Regions from separate parts of the Homo sapiens genome. Here region 1 is linked to region 2. A link is an interaction called in ENCODE POLR2A ChIA-PET data of the cell type or tissue named here. Cell type or tissue: GM12878. All regions are shown on one strand. Each heading gives the region's core, and the rest is flanking DNA. Links, peaks and the distances in the headings are about the cores only. Region 1 has its middle 4.4 kb from the start of SAR1B. Region 2 overlaps JADE2 (jade family PHD finger 2).

Region 1 (2,905 bases), core at 178-2,677, 110 kb before region 2:
TCACCCTCCCAAAGTGCTGGGATTACAGGTGTGAGCCACTGTGCCAGGTCAATTATGAAATCTTTTTTTTTTTTCTTGAGATGGATTCTGGCTCTGTCACCCAGGCTGGAGTGCAGTGGCGCAATCTTGGCTCACTTCAACCTCTGCCTCCCAGGTTCAAGTGATTCTCCTGCCTCAGCCTCCCAAGTAGCTGAGATTACAGGTGTGTGCCACCATGCCCAGCTAATTTTTGTATTTTTAGTAGAGATGGGGTTTCACCATACTGGCCAGGCTGGTCTCCAACTCCTGACCTCGTGGTCTGCCTGCCTGGGCCTCCCAAAGTGCTAGGATTACAGGTGTGAGCCACTGCGCCCAGCCATGAAATCTTACAGATTCCAACCTTTACAGTTTCTCATAGGATTCCCTCTTTCTCTGTTCCCACTGACTCAACACAGGCCCTTGTTTCCTCTCACCTGTGTAATTGCAGCAGCCTCATTACTTATCTCAGCTTTCAGTCTTGACTTATTCCAATAAAATCTGCACACTGCTGCCAGAGGAAACATTTAAAAACACAATTCTGACCATGTTTCTGTTCTGCTCAAAACCCCCAAAAGGTTCTGCAGTTTGGGAGTCAAGGCCCCCAGTGGGCTAGGCCAAATCGATTCAGTTAAACTATAATACTTGCCTGGTGCTTTTCCTATATCTATTCCTTTTTGTATGTTATTTTCTCATGATATCATTCCTTCGGGATATTAGTCCCCATTTTACAGATGCAGGAACTGAAACTTTTGAGTGGCTAATGTTGGAACCAGTCTTTAACCTGTAGTCTGTAGCTAGATTAAGTTTTTCATTTTAAGTGTTTTATAAAAGTGTATAGAATGTTAATCTTTTTTTTTTTTTTTAAGAGACAGGGAGGGTCTCGCTCTGTCACCCAGGCTGGAGTGCAGTGGCACAATCATATCTTACTGCATCTTTGAACTCCTGGGCTCGTGCAATCCTCCTGCCTTAGCCTCCCAAGTAGCTGGGACTTCACATGCACACTACCACACCTCGCTAATTAAAAAAATTTTTTTTCAGAGATAGGGTCTCACTTTGTTGTCCGGGCTGGTCTCCAACTCCTAGTCTCAAGCAATTCTCCCACATCAGCCTTCCAAAGTGCTGAGATGACAAATGTGAGTCAGGGAGCTAGCTCTACCTCAAATTTTTAAAAGGCTGACCAAAATGCCAGGGATATCAGGAAAGAAAGCGTATCTAGGACAATAGCTGTAATCTTGAGGAGTTGAGGAGCCTTGTGAATTGCCTCAGGCCACATTAGTGTTTATTAAACCAAACAATTCAAGACTAGGTGAGTAGAGAGACTGTAGAGGGAAACCCAGACTGGAACAACAGGCTCTTCCACCGCAGATTAATGAACTCTAAAGAAACCCTTCTGGCCCGCTGCAGTGGCTCATGCCTCTAATCCCAGCACTTGGGGAAGCCGAGATGGGTGGATCACTAGAGGTCAGGCGTTCGAGACCAGCCTGACCAACATGGTGAAACCCTGTCTCTACTAAAAATACAAAAAAAATTAGCCAGGCGTGGTGGCAGGCACCTGTAGTCCCAGCTATTTAGGAGGCTGAGGCACGAGAATTGCTTGAACCAGACAGGCAGAGGCAACAGAGTGAGACTGTGCCTCAAAAAAAAAAAAAAAAAAAAAAAAGAAAACCCTTCAACGCCCAGAGGACAAAAATGTTCCTAGGACCCCTTCATGTTACAAATCATATTTATTAAGTACCTATTTTGTGCCAGGCCCTGAAAATAGGTTCAGGAGGGAAAAAAGTATATAGGGGCCATAACCTCAGGAAGCTTATGAAATGTCTGCTGGTGGTGTGATTATTTAAACAAATAATCACACATATACAATTATATAACTTCAGTGATTAAATTGTAAACCGAGCGCCGTGGCTTATGCCTGTAATCCCAGCACTTTGGGAGGCTAAGGCGGATGGATCACCTGAGGTCAGGAGTTCGAGACCAGCCTGGCCAACACTGTGAAACCCCCGTCTCTACTAAAACTACAAAATTAGCCCGGCATGGTGGGGCACAACTGTAATCCCAGCTACTCTGGAGGCTGAGGCAGGAGAATCGCTTGAACCCAGGAGGTGGCGGTTGTAGTGAGCCAAGATCGCCCCATTGCACTCCAGCCTGGGCAACAAGAGTAAAACTCGGTCTCAAAAAAAAAAAAAAAAAAAAAAGTAAATCATAAAGTTGCTGAGGAAGCTTGTTACCCAACCAAACTGGAGTCTGCTTCCCAATGCAGTAAGGCCTGACATCTATATGGGGGCTTTACATGAGGGTGTTTATTTGCAGGGCACCAAACAAGGAGAGTCTGTCAGCTCACACTTAAGACCTGACCTCCCCAATGGCTTACAAGCCAGAATTTTTTTTTTTTTTTTGTCAGTCTTACTCTCTAGCCCTGACTGGAGTGCAATGGTGCGACCTGGGCTCACTGCAACCTCCGCCTCCCAGGTTCAAGTGATTCTCTGCCTCAGCCTCCCAAGTAGCTGGGATTACAGGCGTGCACCACCACACTCAGCTAATTTTTGTATTTTAAAGAGAGATGGGGTTTCACCATGTTGGCCAGTCTGGTCTTGAACTCCCGACCTCAGGTGATCCGCCCACTTCGGCCTCCCAAAGTGCTGGGATTACAGGTGTGAGCCACTGTGCCTGGCCTAAGCAAGAGTTTTTAAAGGGAGGGGTAAATTTCAGAAAAGCAGAAGTTACAGGCAAAATTGTATATCAGTAAATGAGGTTATACATTGGTTTGGCCTAAAAAGATGGAATATCTTTTTTTTTTTGGTGGGGGAGATGAGGTCTCACTCTGTTGCTCAGGCTGGAGTGCAGTGGTGGGATCATAGCTCACTGCAGCCTGGATCTCCCAGGCTCA
Region 2 (2,905 bases), core at 141-2,640:
CTGCACACTCTTAAACCGCTTTAAACCGGGGTCACAGCCCCACTCTTTCCTATCTCTCATTAACTTTAATGCCTTCTCAGGGACAGTAATTGCAGTTACAAAAATGATTTTGTATACAGAGTAGAGGGCTGCTGCCTGGGATCCTCCAGTCGGCTTCCTGGACCTGCTTCTCCAAGTCTAGAGGAGCCTGAACCCTCCTGCAACACCAGCCATTGCCTGTCTGCAACTTCAAGTGTCCCAGAGGGGACTCAGCTCCCCTTGAAGACGCTGCCACACCCACCCTCCAGACCAGTTCTGGGGACGTACCAAGGGGATGGTGGGAGAATGAAAAGGCTCTGTCTACTTTGTTCTTCAGAACCTTCTCACCCTACTCTTTGCCCCAGAGAGGGCAGAGCTCCGTCTACTCGCTCCCATATCGGCTGCCTATTGGCACCTGCAGGATCCTTCTGATCCCTTCTGCAGAGAAGCGAGCTGGCTCTCTGGCCTAGCCTAAAGGTGAGAGATCAAAGGTCCAAGCTGCATCGGGGACCCTCCCCAGGTATAATAAGGATGACTAATACTAATCACGTGCTTATCACATGCCTGCTTTGGGCTTAGTCTTTTTTAGGTAATCACTTATTCTATACATCCACTATGAGATAGGTACTGTTATTAATCCCATTTGCAGAAAGTGCTCCTTGTAACAGAAGGAACTGAGGTATAGAGCCATTATGACAGTTGGTAACTGCACAGCCAGGATTCAAACCTAGGCTGTCTGACTCCAGAAGGTGTACCCCATCTCCAGTGGGCTGAAGTGTACAGGCCTACAAGTTCCAGGGTATGGGTATTCTAGATTCCTATGGGCTGTCTGAAAGGAGCTTTGAGCAGACCTACAATTGTAAGCTTTTGAGCCACATGGTAAGGGTCCTATCTGGAGGACAGGGCAAGCCAGGGGTATCCTGCTCCCCAACTCTGACCTGTTCTCCCCATCAGAGAACCTAAAGGGAGAACTGTGAGGTCCCAAAAAGCCTGCTGCATGTGCCATGAAGAATTTGGACTAGAAGCCTCTTACCTGTGTCATGAGCATAAGACAACTGCCTTCCTGTTAAGAGGAACACTAGGTTAGAGCCAGAACACCCTGCCTCCCAACCTCAAGGATGTGGGGGTCAGTGTCCAGGGCCTATACAGTGTCAATACTCCGTGGTGCATCTAGGACCTGGGGACTGGCAGTCCCACCTCACCAGTCCATGAAAGCTAAGTGGAGATTTCTGACAACCTCTTGGACCACTGTTACTGGCCCTTTAGCCAGGCAATTTAGGGAAAGGAAAAGCATTTTGGACGGGAAAACATTCTGGAAACATTTGCTGCATCCTGAGCCCAAACAACTCTATCCTTAAACACTTCATCTCCAAAAGTGATGGGGGGACCCTTGGCCAAACAATTTCAAAACCAATATTCACTGCAAGTCCTGCTGCCTGGGGCGAGGACTTCCCTCTGTGAGGCATTTGCTGCAGAACCAAATGCTTTTCCACTCAAAACAACAGCCAACAGCACTTGGGGCAACCTAGAGGGCTCCAGATCAAACAAACATCCCTTCCTCTACCATGCAAACTTGCTCAATAAATTATTCGCCCACTTCGGATCAAAGCCTGTTTTTGCAGCCTGTGACCCAAAAAGCAAATAGCATCTCTTAAACATGAAAGCCCTCCTCCCTGCCTGGGTCAGCTTTATTACTCATTCCTTCCCCCTTATAGTTATTCTGTTGTTATTTTCCTCCTCTGCTTGTTAGATGGCTCTGCGAGTCCCAGCCCGTCTAAGGAAGATGGGACAAGACGGACGGTGCGTTCATCTGGGGCCCTAAGGTGAGAAAGAAAGTCAGGGTAGGGGAGAAGCCCTGGGAACCCAGGAAACAAAGCCAGGCCCGGTTGGCAGCTCCATGCCGAGCCCTTTTGCCAAATGTCCTACTGGGAATTTTACCAGTGAAGGGAGGGAGTTAATGCCACTCCGAGAGGAGGGGCCAGGCGGCCCTACCACCTCCCAGGTCCAGGAATCAGTTTGCAAACATAAATGCTAAGGGGGCGTCCTGACAGCCTGTCTGGGATCAGAGCTCAGGGGTCCTCCTTCCAACAAAGGCAAGGCAGCAGGTCCCACTCAGCCCCTTCCTAGACGCTTTGGAACCGCTCTGAATGGAAACATGACACCTCTCGATGACCCCCTACAAACTCTGACCCGGGATACAACTTTGTGCCTCGGGATCCTGCAGAAGATGACCCAGGGGTGCTAGACGCAGCGGCGAGGTTTGGAAATCTGCAGAGACCAGAATCGCCGGCCGCAGTGTGCCTTCGGCATACGGCAAAGACACCCAGTGACCCTTCACCTCCCCCAGCCTCCAGCAAGAGGCCAGCAGCCAAGCTGGTAAAAAAGTGCCCAGGCCAGCGGCAGTGGCTGAGGGGATTGGGAGGGGAGTTGCGCGCGCCTCCAGCCCGCCCCTGGAGGCAGTCCGCGGGACCGCAGGCTGGAGGCGCGCCGGCGTGATTCCGACCGCCGGAGCCGGGAGGAGGAGCCGGAGGAGGCTGCGGGGGGCTCCGGCCCAGGCGAAGGAAGGGCAAGAGGCTGTTCGACCGGGGGCGGCGCCGGGAGGTGGGTGGGCTTAACACCCAGGTCGGGGGAGGGGTTTAAGAGACACCGGGAAGGGCAGCCGAGCCCCAGGGGCGGGTGGGGTGGTAGCTGTGTGTAGTAGGGGACAGGGCTGGGCCTCTGGAAGCTAGAGTGAAGCCTTCCTGGCTGTCTCGCAGGCAACCCCATCCTCTGGCAGAACAGCTGCGAATCGCCAAGTTGACCCCTCTCGTCCCTTGGCCGAGAGGAGAGGATGTCTCAGGACCCAGGGATGGGCGGGAAGAAACCATGGGGAGCCACAAGTCTGCAC

What was found. ChIA-PET counts read pairs that join two places held together with the same protein. Peaks named below come from ENCODE experiments on the same cell type or tissue, not always from the same donor. Only the 100,000 strongest peaks of a DNase experiment are listed, where the experiment ranks them.
Region 1: POLR2A ChIA-PET joins it to region 2 with 5 read pairs; 12 of 35 experiments call an interaction of 5 or more read pairs at or near these places.

Annotation. Positions count from the first base shown.
Region 1 is chr5:134,635,764-134,638,668 of GRCh38, reverse strand. No RefSeq gene overlaps it. Among named protein-coding and RNA genes, the nearest start is that of SAR1B, 4.4 kb to the right of the region's middle. In GM12878, for the core only: no CTCF peak of the experiment used is centred there; no DNase peak of the experiment used is centred there.
Region 2 is chr5:134,527,282-134,530,186 of GRCh38, reverse strand. All of the region lies in intron 1 of JADE2 (jade family PHD finger 2), which reads right to left. Among named protein-coding and RNA genes, the nearest start is that of JADE2, 3.1 kb to the right of the region's middle. RefSeq lists a silencer at 2,508-2,567. In GM12878, for the core only: a CTCF peak has its summit at 2,461; no DNase peak of the experiment used is centred there; H3K4me3 peaks cover 2,500 bases; H3K27ac peaks cover 1,341 bases.